Linked DNA regions of Homo sapiens: region 2 is linked to region 1. A link is a contact called in ENCODE Hi-C or POLR2A ChIA-PET data. All regions are on one chromosome and are shown on one strand. Each heading gives the region's core, a stretch centred on a gene start or an enhancer-like site at or near the end of the contact. The rest is flanking DNA. Distances are from core to core; before and after follow the strand shown.

Region 1 (4,956 bases), core at 1,533-4,032:
GGCTGAGGCAGGAGAATTGCTTGAATTTGGCGGGGGTGGGGGCGGCCAGGGATGGCGGTTGCAGTGAACTGAGATTACGACACTGCACTCCAGCCTGGGCAATATAGAGCGAGACTCTGTCTCAAAAGAAAAGAAACAGGCATGAGAGCTCTGCCCTCATGCATGGGATTCGTGTCCTTATAAAAGAGGCTTGAGGGAGCCAGTTGACCCTTCTACCATGTGAGGAAGCAGTGAGAAGATGCCATCTTTGAAGCAGGGAGCAAGCCCTCACCGGACACCAAATCTGCTGGTGCCTTGGTCCTGGATTTCCCAGCCTCCAGAACTGTGAGCAATAAATTTCTATTGTTTATAAATTATCCAGTCTAAGGTATTTTGTTATAGCAGCCCAAGCAGACTAAGACAGTGTTCACAGGTCACACTTTAAGCAACATGGATTTTGATGCTACTAAAGACCACCATTTTCAAATACTTTTTCTTTCTTTTGGACAATTATACAATCATATTGGTTATGCAATGAACAGACTTGATTAGACTAATGTAACACCGACCGCCTGAATATTTGCTCACGGGGGTCTGTATGCTTTATTCTGTGCACACAATCCCGTTTTTCCTTGAGTCTCCTCCATAAAGCAGAGCCCGGGGTAGGCCTCAGGGCTATATGTAGCTAGACTTTCTGGAGTATGACTAAGTGTCTGTACCGGACTAACACAGTAACAACTACTAGGTAACTGCAATTTAATTGCTCAAATCAGAACTAACTTCTAAAACATGTTTCTTCCCTTATAGTCATAGACTAAATTCTAGCCTAACTAGTGACAGATACAAGCTGTAATAATGTGTTATCTGTGTCTTAGCCTCCTAGGTGAAAATTTTTTCTTCCTTTATTTTTATCCCTATGGTTGAAGAAAGTAGCAGAGACCAACTGAATGAAGGTAAAAACCACTGGCTTTCTTAGGAAGAACTGTAGAGCAAAACAAAATTCATTTCTGGAGAGGAATAATTCCTACTTGAACGAATGGAAAAATAAAATCGTAGAATTAAAAAAAATAAACACATTGTAGAATAAAAACAACTTTGGTAATAAATTCAGATCCTAATCGTAAAAATTCATTTTTTAAGTAGCTCAATTATATAAATGACTCACTTATATAACCAAGGAGCTATATCATGGAGCATTTTTAAAGGTTTTTGTTTTTACACTAGGGTAAGCATTTCCCAAGTTTGTCTGTAACATGTGGCTTTTTCAAAATAAAAGAAAATGAGAAAATTCTCCCTACTGTCTCAATTAACGTAATTATGAATTAAGGAAGACCTAATTGATAGGGTTTTACTCTCTAGGTGCATAAATATATGGTGAAATACTCATTAAAATAATTACTAGACAGAAGTGCTCAGCTCCCTGTACCTTCTGAGATCCTCCCACCAGTAAAGGGAGGACGACAGAGTGGTAGCGCTTTCCTGTTAGTGTGCCAAAGAGAGGGGACACTGGTCACCAGGATAATCTAATGAAAATACCTCTGGGCTAATCGTCAAGAGATAGGGATTAAGTTAAGGTTCCAAAATGGTGAATACTATCCCCACCCCTTATGTCCAACCTCATCCCTCCCCGCCGAGCTTTCACTTTTCTCCCGGGAATTGCGGATGTGCAGTCTACTGCAGCAGCCCTGCGGGGAGGAATGGAGGAAGGGAAGGGGACGGCTGCAGGGTGTGTCACTTACGAGATGTAGGCTGGGTAGCCAAATCCTATCAGGTTGCAGAGGAGAGAGGCTCCATAACCGAACACCAGGTACAAGGCCACCAGTCCGATGACACCTGGGGACCACAAGGAGAGAAGTGGGTCGGGCAGCATGAGAGCCGTTCACGCGGGACAGCCGCCGCCCACACCGCGAGGCTGGGCCTGTTGTAGGAGTTTTCCTCTCGACTCGATTAAAGGAGCGAGAAAAACAAACCACACGAAAGCTGGGCCTGCGCGTCCGCTGGGCTATGCCTTGAAGTCTGGGGATACCAGGCAGCCCCACCATTGTGCCTCTCCTACCTCCCGCAGGGGGCCCCGGCGCTTTGCGCAGCAACCCCCGGCGCCCGGGACGGTCCCAGGCACCCGCTTCCGCCCTCTCGCAGGGCCTGCTGGGCAGCGCTCCAGCCTGGGAAGCTGCGCTCAGCGGGGAGCGTCCCGAGAGGCCCGGACTCCCGCACACGCTGCAGTAGCAGCCCCCGCCCACCCGAGAGGCGCCCTCTCCGGGCGGAGCTCCACGGAGGGTCGGGTAGGACCGGGTACCTCCGTCAACGCGCCCGCCCGCAGGGGCCCCGCCGTCCGCGCCCACCGCGCAGGACAGCAGGAATAGGGCGCCGGGCCGCGGGGCAGACATACGTCAGCGCTGGCCCTTCCAGCTGCCAGCGCCCGGCGCCGCAGCTGCCCTCCAGCCCCGCGACCCTCAGCCTGGGCAGCCCCCGCGGGGTCCTCCGATGCCCACGCTTTCCGGGAGGCCAGCCTGATCCCTGAATATGCTGCTTGTCCCGTCTGTCTCCGACTCCACCTTTCCCGAGTCCTCTCCCTGCTTCCTTCCCCAGCAGCTGGGGCAGCGGCGGCTCCCGTGGCCCTACCAGCGGCGGCGACCCCCGGCCACCCACCAAGAGCGATGAAGCTCCTGTTCACGCCGGTTTTGGCCTCGAGCTTGGCCAGAAGGTCAGTCATGCAGTTCTTCTCGTGCAGGAACCGGTCGAACCTCTCCCTCATGGCCGCAGACATGGCGGGGACCGTCTCGCCGCTCGGGGCTGTTCCTAGTGCCGGATAGACTGGAGCGGCGACTGCGGCGGAGCAGCGGCAGGCGGGGACCGCGGCGCGTCTACGCGTCCTCCACTCGCCTCCGCTCGCCCCGCCCGGCCGCCGCGCGCCCCTCCTCGGCCGCCGCGCGCCCCTCCTCCCCCGCCCAGCGCCAGGGGGACAGCGCCACACCCTGGCGGGGGCGGGCCTGCAACTCCGCGGACGCTGCGAGGTGGCCTGCCTGTTGACAGTCTTAACCCATTGCGGGGTAAAAAGGATGTGGCGTGGGGGCGTGCATTTTGTGTCTCTCGTGGGTCCCCTTCTCAAATCGGACTATTGCAAAAAGCAGGCAGAAAGGAGGCAGGCGTCCTTGTTGCTCCCGCCTGCAATTCACTGCGATGAGTTTGGCACCTACATTGCTGTGCTAAACCTAAGGCATTTTTGACCTAAAAAATTGAAATGTTTGAGCATCGTGAAAGAACTCTTTGGAAGCAGTCCTGCTTTCTCCCTCTTTGCCTTAACTTGGCAGTTTTTCTCACCTACAGACAATCGTTGCCTTGTAAAGACCCTTGAAGAAATCTAACACATCCTCCCTGGGGTACACCTTTTCCAAGCAAAAACTGCATTAAATCTTTTCATGGTGGGCTTGCGTTGTCTTGGTGTCTGATACTGTGGCAAGTGTCCAAATTCTCTCTGTGGAGCCAATATACTCTGCACTTCCTACAGTCAAAATACTCTGAAGAAGACGGAGATTCTAAGGTCCAAGCCTTAGGGCAGGAGCTCATTTTTGCTTCCTTCAGAATGAGTTGGCCATGCTCTTCCTCCACCTAAACCTAGGCTCCTCTTATCTCACCCATATGACTTCCAGACACTCCTAAAATTACTCTTGTTGACTCCTATTCTGCACACTGCTGCAGAATTTTTGTCCGAAGCTCCGTATTATTATCCTAACAGACTAGAGCTCCCATTCCTTGGCAGAGCATTCAATGCCCTGCCCACAACTGGCCCCGAACATTCTGTCTTGGTCCTACACAACCCCTCTGTGCTTTCAAATCTACTTAATTACCCTACTGCCTTCCACTTCTGCAAAAAGTTATCTTGCCCACGCCTAGCTTTTTCCTTTTATGCTAATTCTCCTTCCTCCTTTCTTCCTCAGAGCTTCTTAGCTCAGCTTTCTCAGCTGTTCCTACCACCACCCAGCCAAATCAGTGAACAAGTGAAACAACCTGCTGTCTACTTCTGTCTTTTCACCTACAGTTAATTCTCAATGTGGCAGACAGTAGAATCTGTTTTAAAATGTGCGTCAAGTTGTGCTATGTTTTTGTTCTCAACCCTCCAGCAACTTCCTATCTGCCTGAAGGAGGGCATCAGGGTCACAGGTGACATGGTTCATCCCTCCCCTTTCTGATGTCTTCCCTTACTGCCTCCCTCCTTGCTGTGCCTCAGACAAGGTAAGCCCATTCCTGCCTCTGGGCGTTCGTTCACTTTTCTTCTATTTCAGTGGTTCTCAACCAGGAGCACTTCCTCTCCCCTTCTTCCTCCTGGGGGGAGGAGTAGCAATGTCTAGAGATACTTTCGTTGTGAAACAGATTGTCACACAAGGAGAGCAGGAGGTGGCAAGTGCAACTAGCATCTAGTGGTTAGAGACTAGGGGTGCTGCTAAACATCCTGTAACACACAGGACAGCCCCCACAACAAAGAATTATCCAGCCCCAAATGTCAATAATGTGACAGTCCAGAAACCCTCCTCTATCTGAAAGTATCTTTCCCCAGTTAACCATTTAACTGTCCCCTTCCATTATTCAGATATTTGTTCAAATGGTACCCCTAATCTCAAATTGCAACCCCCAGTGGTCTCTAGCTTGATTTTTCTCCATAGAATTTATTACTGTCTGGCATTATGTTCTACTTTTTTTTTTTTTTTTTTGAGACTGTCTCACTCTGTCACGCAGGCTGGAGTACAGAGGCGTGGTCACAGCTCACCGCAGCCTCGACCTCCTGCTGTGCTCAAGCCATCCTCCCACCTCAGCCTCCCAAGTAGCTGGGACCATAGCCGTGTGCCACCATGTCCGGCTAATTTTTTCTGTTTTTAGTATAGATGGGGTTTCACTATGTTACCCAGGCCAGTCTTGAACTCTGTGATCTGCCCACCTTGGCCTCCCAAAGTTCTGGGATTACAGGTATGAGCCACCACC
Region 2 (4,956 bases), core at 1,624-4,123, 2.7 Mb after region 1:
GGGGGAGGGGGGCAAAGTAACTGCCCCCCACCAAATATTATTACATATTCTTTTTAGTGAACTGGATATTTTTCTTCCATTTTCTGTATCTAAAAATGAAAACTGATGGTAAAGGGCAAATCTCCAAATCAGGAAGAGATTTTATAAAAACATAGAACTTAAAGGCAAACTGTCCATCTTATCAAAATTAGGCTCAAAAGAAAAATGGTTGTGCATTTTTAATATTAGGGAACTCAAGCAACCAACAATGTTTTAAAGGTTCCATAAGCTTCATGGAATACTAGAGAGTAGCATTCAGTATTTAATAGCAACCTACCGCACAGGCCCAGCAGCAAAAGAGATCTTGCTGCAATAGCACAGTAACCCCTGAGGCAGCATGCTAACAGAGAAGTGAGGGAGTACAGTGTGCAATGGTCTAGCAGACACCAGCTGCAGGCAAAGGCAACAGCAGCACAATCAGTGTTACTACAGTGGAGTGGATGAGAGGGAAGTCAGGAGATGAGTTCAGAGAACTAGTCAGGGACTAGATCACACAGGGCTTTAAAGCCATTGTAAGCCTGTTTTTCTTTTCTTTTTTTTTTCTTTCTTTTTTTTTGTGATTCTGATAAGAAGCCACCAGAAGGTTTTGAAGGGAAATGAAAGTTCTGAGTATGTATGACAAAAATCACTGCTATTTGGAAAAGACTGTAGAGGAGCAAGGGCAGAGGCAGAGACTTCTCAATCATGTAGGTAGGAGAGGACTGTGGCTTAGCTTAGAGAGGGAGAGAGAGGTGGGCAGATCTGGGTAGAGTCAACAGATTTTGTTGGATGCTTGGATGCGGAGTCTGACCTAAAAAGAGAAGTCAAGAGTAAATTCCTAGAATTCCGGCCTACTTGAATGGCAGTAACTGAGGCTGTTTATTGAGATAAGGGAGGGAGCTGAGGGGAAACAGAGGGAGAACTTGGTGAATCTGGCATCAGTAGTTCTATCTGTCCATACTAAATTTAAATGCCTATCAGACTTCCAAGTGGAGATGCTGAGTAAACAGCTGGACATACACATACATCTGGAGCTCAGAAGCGAACTAAAGCTAGGAATAAAATTTTGGAAGTCATCAGCTGATAGATATTATTTATAGCCAAGGAATATGGCTTGGGATACAAATTGTCCTGGGGGAAAGTATGGCTAGAAAAATATGGCCAAGAAATGAACTCTGTGGCATACTAAGATTTAGTGGTGGGGAAGCCTGGAGACACAATGAAGCAGAATGAAATGCAGAATATGGTGACCTGGAAGCCAAGTGAAGAAGAAAGAATATTAGTGAAGAACATTAGTGAAGAAAAAAGAATATTGAGGAGGGAGTGATCAAATGTTACTGAGGGGTCAGGAAAGATGAGAACTGTGCACAGACACTGGATTTCACAAGACAGTCATTGGCAACATCAGGACCATGCAGGGGGTAATGGGGACAAAAAGCCTCAGATGAGAGGGGGTAGGAAGAAACAGGGAAAATGAAAATGGAGACTTAGATTAAATCTTTCAAAGAGGATTTTTGTTTGTTATAAAAAGAAGCAAAGTAGGGGAGCGGGACCTAGAATGGGATGTGTGGTCTAGGGGGGATTAAAGACAGAAGATTTAACAGCAGATATTTGTTAAATGAATACATTTTAAGAATAGCATAAGGAACAAATGACTCAACACAGATGCCCATGATTCAACAGTGTAAACATGGTTTATACTTCAAGTTCCATACGGTAAGGCGTACATGTCACATTTACTTTGCTTCAAATGTAGGTGTCAATATTCTATACCTGCTTATCTATTTTCTGATTTGAATGAGATATAAAGTGGAGTTGCTTAACTCCATTTATAACCATCCTACTACTTCAAAATATTAAAATGTAAGGATTGATGGGCTGATAGGTGCAGCAAACCACCATGGCACACGTTTATCTATGTAACAAACCTGCAAGTCCTGCACATGTATCCCAGAACATAAAATTAAATTAAACAATAAAAAAATAGAAATACAGATTCTGGAAATCAAGCTTACCAAATTAAACCTTCAGAGGTGGGGGGATGCATTTTAAACAAAAGTCCCAAATGCGTCTTACCATCAGGCTTGTTTGAAAAACACTAATCTAAGGAATACTAAACACTTGGAGAAGGACAAGTTCTTCTCCTGTGTAGACGTGCAATGTGGGTTCAGGGGATGACACTTCAACTCTATATAATGGTGTATTTTTACCTCCAGATCATATAGCCTTTCCCACCCTTGCTTTTCAAAATTAAAAGGATAAATTAAAAAATAATAATAAATATGAGAATATTTTAAAATACTTTCTTTAAGAAGTTTACTACCGTGGAAAGCTGGAGAGGTCCTAATACACTGAAAACTAGCTCACAGCTGCCAGTCAAATTATTTTTATCCAAATTAGCTTTGCACAAAAAGCCAAGTAGGAAAACCCATGCCAAAACCTCCAGCACTGGCTCTGTGTGCCTGGCAGGGGCTCATGCAGAGCCTTTAGAGCATTTAAGACTCTGGGCTATTTGCTTATGGTTCTGAGGTGTCTTTTCGAAAATGGGTTTTCTAGTCAAAATGAAACAAAAAGGCAGACAGCTGTGTGGATTTTCCCTTCAGAGTAAGCCAAGTGACGGAAAGGCCTGCCCGCCCCGCTGGGGACAACAGCGCCAGCACCCGCGCCGTCGGGTCGGGTAGGCTGGGGAGGTAGCGCAGGCGGCCTGGCCCCCAGACCACCCCGCGCCCCTGGCGGCCTGGCCCCAGCCCACCCCGCGCCCCCGGCGGCGGCCCCCGCCCTAGCGCCCGGTACTTGCCTGCAGGCGAGCGCCACCACAGTCAGCCCGCGGCTTTTCTGTCTTCCTTTCTGGCCCAGCGAGAGCGCCCAGGGGGTGGGCGTCTTGCCCCGGGCGTCGAGAGTTTGGGGCCGTCCCGTACGCGGCGCGCCGCAACCCAGTCCCCGCGACCACAGCAGCCTGCTCCCCACCGCGCTTGCAGAGCCCGGACGCGCGTGAGTCGGGGGCCCGCAGAGGCCTCACCCTTGGAGGTCGCCGCTTGTCAGGCCTGACTGCTGTTGGCGCCCACCCCGCCGCCCCCGAGGGGCCGCTCGAGGCCGGACTGCTGCTTTGCCGTGGCAGGCCCCACCCGGGACGTGGCGCTGCGGGCCGGGGCGGTCCAGCTGTGAGTCAGGGGTTAATGTGGCGGGATAACTCTCTGCAGAGGGAAGGAGCTCGCAAAGAAGGGTGGAGGAGGGGAAACCGCAATGGGGAACTGTCACCGAGGCTAGTGGACTCTCCCTGCGCTTTTTTTTTTTTTTTTTTTTTTGGCATGTACCCCAAAAGCCAGAGGTCGAGGCCCAGAAAAATCTGGAAAGGAATTCCACCGTGTTTGCTCCTTACAGACCAGACAAACCGTAGATCTTTCAGAGGTACAGCGACTCTCCTGGTTCCCTAAGATAGTCTCGACTTTTCCTTTCCCTTTGCGGCCCTCTCACTTGACTACTGCAGCCAACCATACCCCTGATTAGGGGGTGCAGCACATCAGCCTCTGCCCCCAAAAACTACCCTGCGAAAGATCCTTTTTCTCAGGTTCGTTCTCCACAACCGAACAGATTGGAACTCCACTGAATAAGAGAGAACAAAAAAGCAATTAGTTAAATGAAGCGTAAAGAAGCCTTATAAAGCCCCATTGCTGCCTCAGGCACCCAATCTAGTCATAACCTAAGAGGTCCAGTTCAGAAATCTCCCCTCCCCTTTTAATTCTCAGGCAATCCCTACTCCCTGCCAAAGGAGAACCCAGTTACTGAACATCGGATGAGACCATGGATAGTAAATTGGGAGTGAAGGTCCATACCTGGGTCTCAGAAGCACAGTACAGGTAAAGCTAAGAGTTATTTCCTCCTTCTCTTTCCCCATCCAACAACAGGATGCCTTACTGAAGGTAGGCACTTCAGGTAGTAATTACTTAGTGAAATGCCGCCAATGTAGTCAGAAATACCGTATTATGTACCGTGTCAACACAATTCATTATTCACGGAGTTGATTCTCCAACCACTGCACCTCCCAACAATTCTACCTGAACTCTTTGGGTAAGCAGTGGCCTCCTAAATCCAACTGATACTTTTGTTGCCCTCATTTTTCCTGGGAGTCTCTTTGGCGATTGACAAAGTCGACCATTGTTTCCCAACACTCTGTTTCCTTGATGTTGACAACCCCACTTTGCCTTTATGCTCATCCTGCTTGTTAAAATTCTTTCAGGCCTGTTGGGAGGCCGAGGCGGGTGAATCACGAGGTCAGGAGATCGAGACCATCCTGGCTAACACGGTGAAACCCCGTCTCTACTAAAAAATACAAAAAATTAGCCGGGAGTGGTGGCAGCTGCCTGTAGTCCCAGCTACTTGGGAGGGTGAGGCAGGAGAATGGCTTGAACCCGGGAGGCGGAGCTTGCAGTGAGCCGAGATCGCGCCACTGCACTCCAGCCTGGGCCACAGAGTGAGACTCCGTCTCAAAAAAAAAAAAAAAAAAAAAAAATTCTTCTTTCAGTTTCCTCTGCCTGTTCCTCTTTCTCTGGCAACCCTTCAAAATCAGAGCTTTTCACATTTTCCCACTGAAATACCACCAATGACAGATTCCATAAACACGTACTTCCCTATTCATCACTTAGGTTGCATACATAAAAGAGCCTGAAGTCACTAGTGTCATGGGCAAATTTACTTGAACTGTTCCATCTTCTTGTAAATTGCTCCAAATTTTGCATTGTTCTTCATAATACAGTCACATGTACTAAAAAAAATCTTAAATTGGTTACAAGTTTAATTGCTTAACATTTTCTCTCCAAATGTTCAAGAAAATGCATCAATCACTTACGCCACATATGTTTAGAATATATTCTATGTGCTAGACATTAGGGATATTGTGCGAACAGGAGACACAGTCCTAGTTCTCATGGAGATTTTATA

Evidence for each region. Hi-C counts contacts between places; a loop is a spot of excess contacts on that map. ChIA-PET counts read pairs that join two places held with the same protein, here RNA polymerase II (POLR2A). Pooled maps may share reads with other maps.
Region 2: a loop to region 1 is called in a pooled map, with 3 times the contacts of the local background. The contact joins the promoter of TICAM2-AS1 here to the promoter of REEP5 in region 1. A Hi-C loop is called at or near these places in 1 of 50 pooled maps. POLR2A ChIA-PET finds 5 or more read pairs at or near these places in 2 of 52 experiments (B cell and activated T-cell).

Annotation. Positions count from the first base shown.
Region 1 is chr5:112,919,445-112,924,400 of GRCh38, forward strand. REEP5 (receptor accessory protein 5) reads right to left here and starts at 2,783. Exons shown (of 5, transcript NM_005669.5): 1 at 2,629-2,783; 2 at 1,719-1,812. The coding sequence starts at 2,746. It overlaps LOC105379123 (a long non-coding RNA gene), which reads left to right and starts at 2,943. Exons shown (of 3, transcript XR_948675.3): 1 at 2,943-4,212. RefSeq lists silencers at 1,974-2,423, 2,784-3,053 and an enhancer at 4,186-4,305.
Region 2 is chr5:115,599,282-115,604,237 of GRCh38, forward strand. TICAM2-AS1 (TICAM2 antisense RNA 1) reads left to right here and starts at 2,874. Exons shown (of 3, transcript NR_109875.1): 1 at 2,874-3,179; 2 at 3,765-3,875. All of the region lies in intron 3 of TMED7-TICAM2 (TMED7-TICAM2 readthrough), which reads right to left. It overlaps TICAM2 (TIR domain containing adaptor molecule 2), which reads right to left and starts at 3,198. Exons shown (of 2, transcript NM_021649.7): 1 at 2,816-3,198. RefSeq lists enhancers at 2,520-2,599, 2,548-3,070 and a silencer at 2,690-3,189.